2 separate regions of the Homo sapiens genome follow, and region 2 is linked to region 1. Evidence: read pairs that join two places in POLR2A ChIA-PET (ENCODE). Cell type or tissue: MCF 10A. All regions are shown on one strand. Region 1 overlaps NMNAT2 (nicotinamide nucleotide adenylyltransferase 2). Region 2 holds the start of LAMC1-AS1 (LAMC1 antisense RNA 1).

Region 1 (8,000 bases):
TTGGTGATTTTTCCTTCAGAGCCTCCACTCCCTCCTCTAAAAAACATGAAAGTTGAGCTTTGGCACCAGCTGGAAAGACCCTTCTTTTGGGCACAGACACTGCACACAAATGAGGCAGAAGAGCACCCCGGCCTTCCTCATTCAGTGCTTGTAGATGAAGAAACAGAGAGGGGACTGAAAGCCACCTCCACACCTCCCTTGCAGCCTTGGGCAGAGGCTAAGGCACTTCACTGTCTGTGTGAGGGCTGCCTGCCCAACCCAATACCAGAGCAGGCCAGGGCAGGCCCGAGCCGGTGGAGGGCGGTTACACAGCTGTCAGGGTGGGAAGAAGTTGATGACCCCTACAAGCAAATTGAGAAGCAGATAGGAACACTGAAATCTTCCCAGGGTTTCAGAATGGTGGGAGACGCAGGTGTCTGAAGCTGGGGAAAGGGCAGGGAGACACCAGAATAGAGCTGGAGCTGGCACAGGTACCAGGGGACAAGAAGGGTCAGTGACATCAGGAATGCCTGGAGCTCTAGGGCAAGGCAGCCTGGTGTCCACACCCTCAATCTTCAACTTCCAGCTGAAAAGATCCTCCAAGCATCCCTTCCTGGTACTTTTCTGTCCAAGGACTGGAAGTCAGGGCTCCCACTGCAATCCTGAGAGGCAGGGTTTGTCCTGAGCACTTGGTTCACACAGACCCGGCAGATGTGATGTCATTTCAAGGGGCTTCTCTGGGTCTCATCCTCTCATCTGAGGTGCAGTGGTGTCCCTGAATTGGCTCAGGTGGTTTCCTACAACCATTTGTAAAGTTTTCAGGAATTTTGTGAACCAGTTTTAAATAGAGCCATTACTAAAAATTAAGTTATATTAACTTAAAATTAAATTTAATTAAAAACAAAAGGAATGAATACTCAAAACTCCTCACTTCTTGATTATTTTACTAATTTTAATATCCTTTATTGACCAGCAAGTCACTCTCTGAAGGCCACAGGAAGGAGCACCCGCCTTCCTGGTTGCTCCCCAAAACAGGCAGGAGCATTTGGCTCTAGGTTCTCCAGACCCAGAACACCCAACAGGCAAGGATGGGAGGGAAGGTGCCTGGGCTGGGCTGAAAGCTCCTGCACTCCACTTCCCTGCAGTTCCAGCCTGGTCACCACCTGCTGCCTTCCCACGCAGTCTCCTTGGCCAGCAGAGCTCAGCCTTAGGACTTCTCATTGTATTCCAGTGTATTTCTCTTTCCTTAGTCCAGAGATGTATTGTGGCAAGCTTGAGCCATGGCCTTGCTTGCCTTCCTAGCGCCTGGGGCAGGTGGATCAGGCACTCCTCATCCTGACTCAAGGAGTCCCCTCCAGGAGAGGACAGTGGTGATCAGTATTGCACAGCGTACTGCTGTGTTCACTTCCATTAGCTCACGGCTACCTCGGGAGGGGCAGGGGCCTCTGCTTACTCTTCTTGCTCCATAGCAGTTCTGGAGTTATGGTGAGCCAGCCGCCAGGGACCAAAAATGCTGCTGGGGAGTGACCTCTCACCTCTGGCTTCCCTGAGGCTCTGCCTGTCCCCTTCCACATCCCCTGTGCTCGCTGAGAGGGAGGGTCTACCTGCATGTGATGGAGAAAGGACAGTGTGGGGTAGAGAATGGAGAACACTTAGGTTCCGAGAAAGGACAGCTCAGCAGCCACAGCTGTCAGATTGGGCTCAGGTCCTGGCATGGTCCAGGTGGTGGCTGCATGCAGTGGAAACTGGGATGGGCTGCAGGGCCCGGGCTTCACATAGCCCGGATTCCTGGGAGGGGAGTGTGGACAGAGAGTGTGCATTCTGGCTCGTGGCCCTGGATCAGCGTGACCTGGGGAAGGAGGCTAGCCCAGAGGAGCTGGAAGGGAGCTCGCTGCCTCCCGACTCCTGCGCTGTGTGAGGCGCTGGGGCTCACGTGTCCCCTTTTTTAATATTTCCTTCCACACTAAATGAGGAGGAAAAGCCATTTTCTCCTAGCTCCATTAGCGTCTGTTGACCCTATTTACATGCTCCTAACAGCTGACTGCTCCTCCAGGGCTGCCCTAGACCACAGGCTGTTGGGCTGGAAACTTGCCTTAGCCTCATAGGACAAACTGGGAGAAGTCACTGCTGCCCTCCAGTGGCCATATGTGGGATCTCAAGCCCTGCTGGGGCCGCTTGTCTGACTTAAATGTTTGCACTGGTCCTGCAAGAAAGGGTGGCAGAGACCGTACTCTTGAACTCTTTGTGCTTTGGCTTAAAACATAAAAGTCCCATATTATATTTGGTTGGGATAGTGTGTCCCTGGCTTGGGAATAGGAAAGAGATTTATTTTCATGGCTGTAAGCAGGGATTTTTAACCTTGGCACTAATTGACATTTGGGAACAGATGTGTTGGGGAGGGGGGCTTCCCTGTGCATTGTAGGATGTTTAGCAGCACTCCTAGCCTCCACCCACTAGATGCCAGTAGCATGCCACCCTCTCCCTCCAGTCCTGACATCCAAAAATGTCCAGACATTGCCCAATGTCCCCTGGCAATTGCAAAATTGCCCTCAGTTGAGAACCAGTGATGAGAGAAAGCTGAGGGCCAGCACATTCCCTGTTGACATGACCATCTAATTCAGGGCTGTCCAATCTTTTGGCTTCCCTGGGCAACATTGGAAGAGGAAGAATTATCTTGGACCACACATAAAATACACTAACACTAGGCTGGGCGCGGTGACTCAAGCCTATAATCCCAGCACTTTGGGAGGCCGAGGCTGGCGGGTCACCTGAGGTTGGGAGTTCAAGACCACCCTGACCAACATGGAGAAACCCCATCTCTACTAAAAATACAAAATTAGCCGGGTGTGGTGGCACATGTCTGTAATCCCAGCTGCTCAGGAGGCTGAGGCAGGAGAATTGCTTGAACCCAGGAGGCGGAGGTTGCGGTGAGCCGGAGATCACGCCATTGCACTCCAGCCTGGGCAACAAGAGCGAAACTCCATCTCAAAAAAAAAAAAAAAAAAAAAAAAAATACACTAACACTAACAATAGCTGATGAGCAAAAAAAAAGAAAAAAAGTCGCCAAAAAAAAATCTCATAATGTTTTAAGAAAGTTTACATGCCGAGTGTAGTGGCTCATGCCTGTAATTCCAGCACTTTGGGAGGCCACGGTGGGCAGATCACTTGAGGTCAGGAGTTTGAGAACTGCCTGGCCAACATGGTGAAACCCCCTCTCTACTAAAAATACAAAAATTAGCCAGGTGTGGTGGCAGGCACCTGTAATCCCAGCTACTTGGGAGGCTGAGGCAAGAGAATTGCTTGAACCTGAAAGGCGGAGGTTGCAGTGAGCCAAGATCGTGTCACTGCACTCCAGCTTGGGTGACAGAGGGAGATTCTATCTCCAAAAAAAGAAAAAAAAAAGGAAGTTTACGAATTTATGTTAGACTGCATTCAAAGCCACCCTGGGCCACATGTGGCCTATGTGCCTTGGGTTGGACAAGCTTGATCTAACTGAACTTATAGGCAGTCAGAATTACAGAGACGTGCCCTTTCAACAGAGAACTGACCTAGAACCCTGGGTGGCTCCAAGTGGGCCTGAGGAACAACAGAATCCGAGAAATAAGCCTAGTCTGGCTCCTGTCAGCAATACCAAGTGTGGTTCCTCTCCACAGTTGGGGAGTTGGGCCAGAAATCCTATGGCGCAACGCAGAGGCGCCACTGACTCAGGCAAACATTCTCCCCAGTGACCCCATGCTGCAAGAGCAGAGGCCACGATAGTCACCACAGCCCTCCCAGATTGCCCGGAAGGCAGCCTGCAGGATCTCTGTTGTCAGCTCATCTGTTGCCTTACCCATTCAACATGCCTGAGCACCTACTGTATGCCAGTGACTCTGCCAGACCCTGGGGCTGTAAAGATAAAGGAAAATCCCTGCACACAAACAGATCATTAGACTAAGGTATGTTAGAGAGGAGAGAAGACAGGATGCAGGAATATTTCATAGTTACAATCCAGTCCTCAGTGGGGCTCCCTTACGTGGGAAGGCTGCCCTGACCCTGGGACCATGAGATGCTGGCATTGCCCACCATTGGCCCAGTAGCCTCCCCCCTGCTTCAGGAGTCCCACCTAGAGACTCATTCCACAGCAGGGGACAGCTTACCACCTGAAAGCCTTCGTCAGGTCCCAGAACTAGCCACAGGGTCTAAGGCAGGCAGGGCTGCCCGCAGCTTCTCTGTCTCTCGCCTGGGCCTCAGGGCCCCAGGGCCTGTGCTGGCAGCTGTCTCTGGAAGGCTGGTGGTGCCCTCAGTGCAGACCTGCCTCACTGTTTCAGACAAGATGCCCAACAGCCTCGGCCTCTTGATGAGAGGGCCTGGAACGCCTGGGAGCCACGCTGTGCTCCACCCTGAGCCACATCCTGGGTGAGGACTCTCCTCACGGTATTCTCAGAATGTTGTTCCCCACTGCTCAGTTTTAATAAGTGAGTCAGTTTGCTGCCTGTTTTAAACAACAATGGGCCTCACTGGGATAATTCAGAGTGAGCTTAATGAGGGAAGAAAAACAACTGACAAGCAGGAAGTGCGCCTGGGTGCCAGGAAAAGTATGGGCACTGGGAGGGGCCTCAGCCTTGCTTCTCAAGCCCTTTGCTGGGGACAGTGGCCATGTGACACATTTTATACACTCAGCTACCTCAAGGTACACTCACTGTCCCCTCACACCCCCTCCCATGTCAGGGAGACAAACTCCAGACAATGCACAGTAGCAGAGAATCCAAACTCTGTTGGCGTTTGAGCTTGACAGGGAGCAAGAGAGAGTACCTCAGACCTTAGACAAGATGCGTAGCTGGCTCAGCCACAGTTACAATAATGAACCATCCTGGCTTAGCCCTGAAAGATCTATGTCCTGGGAAAGCCAGGGCAGTCGATCACCCGCTATGCTCTACTCTCCTTGCATGAGTAATTCCTCCCACAGGGGATGAGGGTGGTCTGGAAATGAGCCCGAGGAAGAGGTGAGCAGGGGTTTCTGCTCTGCACACACTCAGGGGCAGAGGCACCTGGGATAACTGGGCCCCACATCCCCAAAGGTGGGAGAGTTATGTATTCACCAGGGGAAGAAGGCTGAGGGTCAAATGCTTCCCGGGCCACCACTTACTCCCTTTGCAAACTTTGCTCCCCTTCCTCAGAGCTACGGATCCTGCTGCTGTGTGGTAGTGACCTGCTGGAGTCCTTCTGCATCCCAGGGCTCTGGAACGAGGCAGATGTGAGTAGCAAGGTTATTGCCTGGCACCCAGCTGGGACTGGGAGGGATGGGAAGTGTGCATTTGATTTTGGCCTCCTGTCTTCACTTCTTCTGAGCTTCTAAGAGGGCAGTCCGTTCACATCACTATGGTAGAAAATTCTCACCTACCCCCAAGCTTTATCTCCTACTGCATTTTTACACTTACTCCTCCTCAAGCTTGCTCCAGTAAAGCCCCTGGGAAAAAAGCAAGCTGAGTCATACAGTATCTAGCACCAAATAGTGCTGGGGTATGCATGTGTTGCCGATGGGGAGAAGGAAGGGAGAAAAAAAAATCTTTGCCCTTTTAAGATTATTGTGTGTTTTGTTTTCCTTTGATTCCTTTTGAAGAGGTGGTAAATACCATCCTGGAATCCCCTCAAAAAGAGAAAATTGGTCCAGAGGGGAGAAGTTCATGGCAAGAGGTCAGCAGGATCCTTGGCAATTGACTTGGCATTGAGGGAACCAGGAGGTTAAACTTACACCACTTAGGAGCTCAATGACACCTTTTGTTGCCAGATCTGACTGTGATGATCTCAAACCAGCTCACCCTTAAATTACTCACTCTTCACACATACGTTCGTTCTTATTCCTTCATTAATTCATTCATCTGGTAGCCTGAGCTAATGCTAGCTCCCAACCCCATAGCTCTATGCACATTGAATTCCCAAGGCAGCAATTCTAGATGTAGTGCTTTTTGATTAACTTGCTGTGTGACTCTGGACCTGCCTCAGTTTTTTTGTTTGTTTGTTTGTTTTTAATCTGTAAAATCTATAGAATGTTATCTACAGGATTCTGAGATTTTAAAGAAACGTTGTACTATACAATCTTTGCCCCCAAGTAATAGGTGGCATGACATACACATATGAAATATGTTCGTGTACATTTATGTGTCTCTGGACAGAGATCGAGGCAGGACAGAGGCAGGACAGGGGCAGGACAGGGTCAGGCTCAAGATTCAAGTTCTACTCCAACACAGCTCATGACAAAATATATATTCCTTTTTTTTTTTTTTTTTTTTTTTTGAGACGGAGTCACTCTGTCACCCAGGCTGGAGTGCAGTGGTGTGATCTCGGCTCACTGCAACCTCTGCCTTCCAGGTTCAAGAGTCACTGCAACCTCTGCCTCCCAGGTTCAAGCGATTCTTCTGCCTCAGCCTCCCAGGCACCTGGAATTACAGGCACCTGCCACCACGCCCAGCTAATTTTTGTATTTTTAGTAGAGACAGAATTTTGCCATGTTGACCAGGCTGGTCTCGAACCCCTGACCTCAGGTGATCTGCCTGCCTCAGCCTCCCAAAGTGCTGGGATTACAGGCGTGAGGCACTATTCTCTTCCAACAAAATATATTCTAAGCTTCAGTTTTTTCCATCCCTGAAATGAGCCTAATAATAGTACCTACGTCCCATGGGTTTGGAAGGCTTAAATGGTATTGTTTTGAAAGTGCCTAGCCCCAGCACCTGACATACAGTCACGCTCAGCAAAGATAATAAGTGAATTTACCTAAATACACACACAGATACACACAAAGCTATGTAAGGTGAAGGGCATAAATGCTAACATGCTGTAGGATAACCAAGATGGGAGGGAAAGTTTCCGGGAAGTAAGGTATACTGTGTGAAATATACAGTCCTCTCCACCCTGGAACCATTTCCTAGAGGTGAAATTTTAAACCTCCTTTCAGTTCTTAATTAAGTGGCTTAATTAGCTTTTGCTTTCCTGGCTAATTCACAAGGAGCTATGAAAGTCAAAAGTAATGCGGGCAAAGTTCTGTACAAGAGCTCATCAAAGCTCTTTCAAGAATCCAGGCAAATCTGGGCAATTGCCGGAGGCCCCATTTTATTGCGGAGGCCTGGGCCGTCCTGGAGGAATTTAGAGGGACGAGGTCAGCAGCTGTGGCACAGCCTGGAGTGCTGTGGAGGAGGAATCCCTGGGGGCTATTTACTAAGTGTGATGGGTGAGGAGCCTCCTCTCAAGGGCAGACCCAGGCTTCCTGGAGCGTGAAACTTACACAATTTGGGGCCTTGCTGCAGGCCAATCCCTCTCTTCTCCTCCCAGTTAGATTGCTGACTTAGATCACCGGTCCTCTAACTTCTCTCCAAAATGGCTGGTCTTGGTGTTGTCAGATACCAACATTATAGGACCAGGGAGAAGAGCCCCAGGTCTCTCCTTTTCTGATTGGTCCCTGGTGCTGAGACCAGGGTTGGTTGGTTAAGACAGAAAATCTGAGAAACTAGTAGCTGTTGATTTACCAGGGATGTGACAGCAGAGGTGGAGTGAACTCACTGGGTCAAATATGTTCCCACTTGACTACTTGGCAAGTCCCAGCCCCAACCCTCTTCCCTTTCTGGATTCCCCAGGGAGATCATAGAATTTCTGTCCCATCTGGGTGGTTGTGGAAAAAGGGGAGGGATTCTCCTATCCCATTTCCAATCCCCATCTGAGATGGATGACTTTGGAACATCCCCTGGAAGCCAGGGACGGGTGAGATAATGAACCAATAGCAAGATCAGGTGACCAACTAGTCCCCGTTTCTGCAAGACTTACCCGGTTTTAAAACTGAAATACTAGGCTGGGTGCGTATTACACCTGTAATCCCAGCACTTTGGGAGGCCGAGGCAGATGGATCACGAGGTCAGGAGATCAAGACCATCCTGGCTAACACGGTGAAACCCTGTCTCTACTAAAAATACAAAAAATTAGCTGGGCGTGGTGGCGGGCTCCTGTAGTCCCAGCTACTTGGGAGGCTGAGGCAGGAGAATTGCTTGAAC
Region 2 (8,000 bases), 140 kb after region 1:
TTCATTCTCCAGGTCAGACACTTTCCTATCAAGATCGCTGACCTTCATTTCATCTTTGGCTTTGTTTAGGGTGCCTTCAATCTCGTTTAGCTTATTCAGGTCCACTGTATCCAGCTGCCCTGGAGGGTCAGAAAGTACATAGAAGAGAACAGACATATTCAGTAAGAATGATCCCTTCACAAGTACCTGCACTAGACTCTAGGCCCAGCAGCTGCCATTCTGCACAGGCAGCCCGGCAAATGTGACTTGCAGATTGTTGATGTCACACAATGGTATAAAATATGCAAACCAAGTACAAATGCTGACCTAACCCAGCAGGGATGGGTCTGAGCATACAATTAATATAGAGCTGGATGTTTCTTTCTGAGACAATGGTTTTTGCAGAATGTTTCCTCAATGCACAGCTACCATGTTCTAGACCTTTGAGGGCCATCTGATAACATTTAATACCTTTTCCAGGTGTATACATGTAAACTCTATGTCATTTTAGTGCCATCAAAGATACACAAATCTCTAAGAACCCTAATCCCTCAGCTCTTAGAGAGATTCCAGGGAAGATGGGTCAGTTTTGAAGGTCACTTTCTGCTTTCAGGAGTTAGACACTATTAGGAGCCTTCCTATGGAAAATGGCCAGGAGTAAAATGCTGAAATAATTTCAGCAAGTCTTCACTTTAAGCTTAGCAAGAAAAAGAGGTTCTTTTGAAAGAAATGAGATGTTTCCATAACAAACAAAAGCAGACACAATAGACAGCATTTCATGCATACTTGACTTGATTAAAGTCTCACAAGACCATTTTACATCAGTGATTCTCAGATGTTAAATAATTTGCCCAAGTTTGCACAGCCTATAGGCAACAAAGCAAAGATACTAACCCAAGTCAGACTAATGTTAAAAGTCTGGCTGTTCCACAAAAAGCTTTCTCTTCTAGCTTACTTTCATTTTATATCCATCTGTTGGCACATAACTTATTCTTGACATTTGAGACCGATAAAAAATACCCCTGTAGCCCCCCACCAAAACAAAATGCACCAGTCTTTAAAGGCTGGCAAATTAAAATATAATGCCTTGCTACAAAGAGTCCTGGCTAGAGTGTTGACACTTTATAATGGAGTCTGGTGACAAAAGTGCATCTGTCCTAAAATGAAGCCTGCTCCCTAACACCCTATCAAACTGGATTAAAAGAAGGTTTCCGTATGCATAGATTTCCTTGAAAAATCAAGGTTTTTCTCTCTTTTGGCATGAAAGCTTTCCCCTCATCGGACTGTCCTTACTTAGCAAATGAAGAGAATTCCAGGCAGTAAAGTCATGACCAGTTTTAAGTGTTCTTTTTCGTTTTTTAAATTGAGACAGGGTTTCGCTCTGTTGCCCAGGGTGGAGTGCAGTGGCACGATAACAGCTCACTATCACCTCAAACTCAAGTGATGCACCTGCTTCAGTCTCCCGGGTAGCTAGGACTACAGGCGTGTAGCACCACACCCAGCTAATTTTTAAAATAATTTGAAGAGACGAGGTGAGATCTCGCTATGTTGCCTAGGCTGGTCTCAAACTCCTGGCCTCAAGCTATCCTCCTTGCATGGCTTCTTAAAGTACTGGGATTACCAGTGTGAGCCATCACACCCAGCCTGTGATTCTACTATTCTTTTATTCTACTATTGAAATCCTTTACTTTAAATCCCTTAAAGATACTGCCAGCAAGATGAGTTAAGAAAAATCACTGTTTAGTTGTACAATGATACTGGACCATAAATGCTACCCTAGCTGGCAATATATCTTCAAAATATAAAAAGAAACTCCTCAGACCACAGTGTTCTACTTAGGGCAAGGTCCACAGAAGGCACCTAGTAAGTACTTGTCACATTAACACAGCCTAAAGTCATGATTCAGGTCACACTGTAAAGCTGACAAATAATAAGTATGGTAAAGAAGCAAGTTGCTCTTAAAGACCCTGTCATGCAAGACAAACATTTATTTTATAAGGCTTTCAAAAATAAGCAACAGCAAAAGGAAATATTAATAATTTAATTAATGACTTAAAAGGGATTCATGTAAACCTATATCATCTGCTTTTGAGTCAACTGTACTATATCAGATCCTAAGAACAGTACAAAAGATTCAGAGACTGACAAAAATGACTCTATGGCTACGTACCCAGCTGCTCCAAGAGGTCATTAATAATGCTGAGGAGGCTAGTAACAGAGTTTTTGGCTTTTCTGGCATTGATCTCGGCTTCTTGAGCAGCCTGTGAAGCCTGTAAGGGAAAAATGAGGCAAAGAGTCTTGACTGTATGTTTTCATCTTCTTTAAATCTTTTTTCCCAATGACCCAACAAATCTAATTTCCAGATTTTCTTCCCTTTTCTAACTTAGGAAATTGAAACCTCTCATTGCTTTTTTTTTTTTTTTTTTTTGGTGGGGCTGCTGCATATCTTCATATTGAGGATGTTGGTATTTCTACTTCATCAAAGTTATGACTAGGCAGTCAGGATGCCTACACTCACTAACTCACTATATTTGTACTTCAAAAATTAATCTCCTTTTCTCACATTCTAACTCAATAATATATGGAGGTATATTCATAGTAAAGCCTATTAAGCAGAAACAAGTTATTTTTTAAGGATGATTATAGAAACTATGTTTCAGAACCAAAACATGTCCTTCAGGACACTCTTAGGGACTTATTAGAAATGTCCTATTCTTTGAAAATTTTCATAGTTAAGTAAAGCTCTTCTAGGAGTTCTCTTCTGTAAACTCCCCCTCCACATGCAATGACCCAGCCACAGTCCCCCTGACACACATACTCATTTATTGGGGCAATATAATTTACATTTTAAAAACCAAACAAAGGTAAATACACTTGGGAAATTCCATGAAACCTGAACAAATAACTGTGCATGAGTCATAGGAAACAGCAATGGAAGAGGAAGTGTCTAAATATCAGAAAACAGATGTTCTCACAAATAAATCTAGTTGAGATTTAAGTAAGTGGCTCTGAGCCTCTTACCACATAATTGTTTTTCCTAGTTTTGAGTAAGGACAACACAAACATTTTGGGATCAAAACAATGTGAAGATTTAAAAAAGAACAAGAAAGCAAGGCAGAAAAAACCTTCACAAATAAATGATTAATCTCTGTCCAAACGGCAGCTGTCCTTATTGAGCATCCACAAGCTTGTCTGCGAGTGTAAAAGGAGGGAGAAAGGACCCTGCCAGGGCCGGCCAAGAGCGATGCACCTGCATTTAACCTGTGGTCTCCAGCCTCCTCTTCCAAAAGAATGAAGCTATAAACCTTCATTCTTCTGGTTAAAAAATACAATACAGATTCAAATAATACTGGCCAAATGCTGGCCTTTCAGAATTGACAGAAATACAAATGAGATAGTGCATGTGAGGGTGGTTTGTTTCCTTAGAAGTTATTTACCAAAATAATAAAAGATCTTCTTTCACCCTTTGAACTAAACCAAAACCCTTTTTTGAAGCTCCTAAAGAATATACTGTTTTCTTTTTCAATATGCTTTAAATCTAATGTTTCTACAATCATATTAAAAATGAAATCCATATATGCTCAACATGTGAGAAACATCTATTTTTTTTATGGGAATTTTTGTTTTTTTGAGACGGAGTCTTCCTCTGTGGCCCAGGGTGGAGTGATCTTGGCTCATTACAACCTCCACCTCCCAAGTTCAAGCAATTCTCCTGCCTCAGCCTCCTATGTAGCTGGGGTAACAGGCACCCACCACCATGCCCAACTAATTTTTGTATTTTTAGTAGAGATAGCGTTTCACCATGTTGGCCAGGCTGGTCTCGAATTCCTGACCACAGGCGATCCACCCACCTCGGCCTCTCAAAGTGCTGGGATTACAGGAGTGAACCACTGCGCCCAGACACCTTTATGGGAATTTTTACTTGAGCCACACCATAACGGAGAAAATCAGGACAATCCAAACCAACATCCACCCCCCTACCTGTAAAAAGCATAATAAAATTAGGTGGTTGCACAGAGATAGTTTCCTTTATCACTTCCCTAGAGTTTTTACTGAGATTAACAGGCTTTGTACTTCTTTTTTCCATCCCAAGATGAAAATGACCCACACTGAGGGACTATGTTTTCTGGCAGCAGTGAACGACGGCCTCTTCTTTGCCACTGAAAGTGAGCAAGTAACCACAAGTTCGTGTATGTCATTACCGTGATTGCTACACCCAACTGGAAAAAGAATATTCCTACTGTGACTCCATTAAAGTCTTTTCAAAGCAAAATATAGCATAGAACAGAAAAATGGACCTTAGTTCTTCCTTGGGCCATCCATTGACAAGTCAATTTTGTTACAAATAGTACCTTGCATACACATTATCACAAAACGTGAAAAATTAAACTAGATGTAAGTTTCATATGTTTTGGTGGGGTGGTAGACAATGCCATCTTCAAAAATTTCTTATATACAAGAAACTTGTCTTTGTCTCTAAAGGTGCTGGGAGAACAAGAATAAGAAGAAAATTAACTTCATTGCATTCCTTTTTTATTAACATTTATGAATTACCCAGTGAAAAATATAAACACATACTTTTAATGTCCTAAAACCTCAAACGTGTAAAGCAATGTTTTACTTTTAACTGAGTAACTTTGGGACAGGACAATTGTGCAACAAAATTACCTGGCAGAAGATCCAAATTCTTTGTCTTCTATGTAAGCTACTAACCCAATTCTTGACGAGACAATGTGATGAAAAACAGAAGTCAATATAAAAAAGACTCTTCTCAACAAGTGGGGGATCTTTATTATTAAACACTGTTCACTTTCTGCCAATGAGCAAATATACCAAAACCTCTTACCATCCCTGCCATCATCATGTCCTGGTCAGCGTCATCTTGTTTTCTCTTTAGCTCTTTTTCTGCTTCCTGCAGTTGCTTCAACATATTGTTCACCTCATTATCCAGATCTGTAACTTCTGCAAAAGTTCTTTCAGCTTCTGCCTTGGTGCTGGTGGCATTCTAGGCACAAAAGAAAATTGTACTTTTTTTAAAAAAGCTTTCCTTTTTCTCAAGTATGCTCCCGCTCCTTTTATAATTTATAAAATGTCTTAAAAATATAATCCAGAAATAATAATATATTGATTTATACTATCTCATGACTTACATTATCAATTTGGGTTATAAATAATCATAAAAAAAATTACTACCCACATAATAACATTTTGTATTTTATCTAGCACTTTCATTTGTATCCTCTTCTTTAATCCTGGAAACTTCTGTTCTATTATTGCTATTTTTAGTTGGGGTCATACAGACAGCAAATGATAAACATTTAATGGCATACACTTTCTACGACATCATATTGATTAGATGCTTTCGCTGAGGTAAAATTTAAATTCAAAGCTAGCTTGGTTCATTCTTGGCAGTTCATCATAATGTACAAAAAGACCACAATCCTGAAATATGAGTATTTTATAAAATATAATTAATCCAAAAGCCAACTGTTCTAAGGAAACTAAGAGGTTTCTCTGATTCTTAAATACCTAATTCTAAAATTGCTCCAATCTCTCTTTTAAATAAAACAAACAGATTGACCTTGAAATAAGAGAAAGCCAAACTAAAAAACATTATTCTTGAAGATGACTTCAAAGAATCCTAGCAATGGCAGCTATGGGAAGTCTCTCCTAGGAGTGGCTTACATATGGCAATATACTTGAAAGGGGGACTTGAAAGTTATATTGATAAGGCACACTACATAGTATTGAAATAAATACCACCTGTCTAGGTCAAAGAAGAATGTTTATTTAGAAAAAGTCTGATTTTTTGTGGGAATGGGCTCTATAGACCTCTGAAGCCAGACCTCACACTGAGACATAGTAGAAATTTTAGAGTAAAGCACCCTTTTACTGAGTTCCCCTCCTCAATGTGGATACCTACTCTCATGCCTAGTCAAAAGAAAAAAAAAAAGACAAATATGGTTTAAGACAATTTTACTGAAGTTCAGGAAAAAAATCTGCAAGGGCTCTGAGGGTCTGGAAAGAAACTGGAAAGTGACCAGAGAAAGATATGGGCAGGGACTCTTGGAGAAGAGGAAACGCACACCTTTTGGACAGCGCTCGCGATCCTCTCCGCCTCATGGGCCTTGTTCTTGGCCTCTGTGGCATCCGCCGCAGCACTGCCCAGGGCCTGCTGGGCTTCTCTGGTCTTTTCATTGGCTTCAGTGATGGTCTGGTTGATGGCAGGAATCTTCCTTAGTGCCTCCTCTGCGGCCGTCTTGTTATCGTTCACACGCCTATCAAAATCTGAAACAAGTTCAAGGACACATTTGAGCTAAACTCCCAACAAGTAAAAAGGGGGCCTTTCAGGGAGTTCCAACTGGATTTTGTTTTATGAACAATGGAAGTCAGGGTAAAAAATGGAAGAGAGCATGGGCTGAAATTTTAGAAATTACACATCTCTACAGAATAGGTCTCCCAGTTAGTGTTATAGAAATGTTCCGTTTCTGGAAATAGAATTCTTACTTCAACAATGTGCTTTAAAATGCAGAGCGCTGAGCATCCCATTACCACTACCTCAACCATTATTAAAAGCTGCAATTTATTTAGTGTTTACTGTGTGTCGGGTACTGAGTTAAGAGCTTTGTGTCTTTGACATAAAATAGGCTGTATCATTTTTATAAGAAAATTGAGGATTAAAGAAGTTACATGACCTGTGGTGCAGGGTGCAGGGTTTTGAACCAAGGCCCACTGACACCAGAGTCCATATTTTGAACTACTACTTTTTTTTTTTTTTTTTTTGAGAGACAAGGTTTCACTCTGTCACCCTGGCTGGAATGCAGTGGCACAATCACTGCTTAGTGCAGCCTTGACCTCCTGAGCCCAAGGGATCCTCCCACCTCAGCCTCTCAAGTAGCTAGGACTACAGGTATGTGCCAGCATGCCCGGCTAATTAAAAAAAAAATTTTTTTTTATAGAGATGGGGTCTCACTATATTCCCCAGTGAGGAACTGGTGTTCAACTCCTGGCCTCCAGTGATCCTTCCTCCCGAAGTGTTGGGATTACAGGCCACCGTGCCTGGCCCATATTTTCAACTAGTACCCTGTAAAGCATCCTGTAAAGCTTCTCTATTTATAGAACCTATGACTGTTTTATCAGACAAGAATTCACAGTTGCTCAGTGAATTGGTCACATTTCTCTTCTATCTGGGGTGAAGAAAAAAAAACAACAACAAAGAATCAGATGCCACTGGCAGAGAAAATGAAAGATAATCTCCATTTACCTATATAAGTTCTCTAAATAGGCATCTTGGTTATGTGAGTTTGCCTAATAAGAAAACATCTTTAAAAAAAAATCCATACTGAAGTATGCAGGGATAAAATGACAGGAGCTCTGGGATTTCCCTTTGAAATACTTTAGCATAAAAAAAGTAGGGAGTTGGGGATGAAGTAATAAATATGGTAAAAGTCATGATTAAAAAAAAAAATCACTCTAGTGGCGGAAGCATTTGCCCCTGTTATCTCAGCCTTTTCTACCTTTCAGGTTGTTGAGAATGTCATTAGCTTCTTGTAAGGTATCCCGTCCCTTCTTTGCAGCTTCTTCAGCGAGGGCCTTGGCAGCATCAGCTCGGGCTAGGAGTTGGTCTGCGGTCTGCAAACACATGGCAGATGAGAGGATGAACCCTCAAAGCAAATCCCTTCTGTCTCCTGGACAGACAAGGCTCTCCAGAGGTGCCACCCTGAGACTTGCCAGCATAAAATCTGTTAGGCTGCTCTCTCAGCACTGGGGTCTGCTGTCTCTGAAAGTACGGCATCATCACAGACCCATTTGGACTGTTCAAATGTTGCCTCAAGAAATGAAGCGACCTGCAAATCAAACCAACCTGCTGTTCAGTCTTGCCTTTCTCCAGAAGGTTCTTGACTTCAAGTTCCTTCCCTCTCATATCTTCTCTGAGGTCCTCATAATCTTTTAATTTCTGGTCAATCAGTTGTTCCAGATTCTCAGCTTCCATCTTTATGTTATTTGCTTCATTCTGTGAA

The links. ChIA-PET counts read pairs that join two places held together with the same protein. Peaks named below come from ENCODE experiments on the same cell type or tissue, not always from the same donor. Only the 100,000 strongest peaks of a DNase experiment are listed, where the experiment ranks them.
Region 2: POLR2A ChIA-PET joins it to region 1 with 12 read pairs; 2 of 35 experiments call an interaction of 5 or more read pairs at or near these places.

What each region holds. Positions count from the first base shown.
Region 1 is chr1:183,275,768-183,283,767 of GRCh38, reverse strand. It overlaps NMNAT2 (nicotinamide nucleotide adenylyltransferase 2), which reads left to right. Exons shown (of 11, transcript NM_015039.4): 8 at 5,139-5,215. Among named protein-coding and RNA genes, the nearest start is that of LAMC2, 94 kb to the right of the region's middle. RefSeq lists enhancers at 1,876-1,935, 3,508-4,318, 4,319-5,130 and a silencer at 2,146-2,195. In MCF 10A, a CTCF peak has its summit at 2,127 (motif pointing left); DNase peaks (open chromatin) are centred at 2,107, 2,497, 3,727, 4,447 and 2 weaker places.
Region 2 is chr1:183,134,653-183,142,652 of GRCh38, reverse strand. LAMC1 (laminin subunit gamma 1) reads right to left here. Exons shown (of 28, transcript NM_002293.4): 23 at 7,844-7,993; 24 at 7,497-7,611; 25 at 6,068-6,267; 26 at 4,826-4,984; 27 at 2,150-2,249; 28 at 1-119. It overlaps LAMC1-AS1 (LAMC1 antisense RNA 1), which reads left to right and starts at 1,383. Exons shown (of 3, transcript NR_149048.1): 1 at 1,383-1,511; 2 at 1,684-1,842; 3 at 4,073-4,251. In MCF 10A, no CTCF peak of the experiment used is centred here; DNase peaks (open chromatin) are centred at 2,912, 4,152 and 4,652.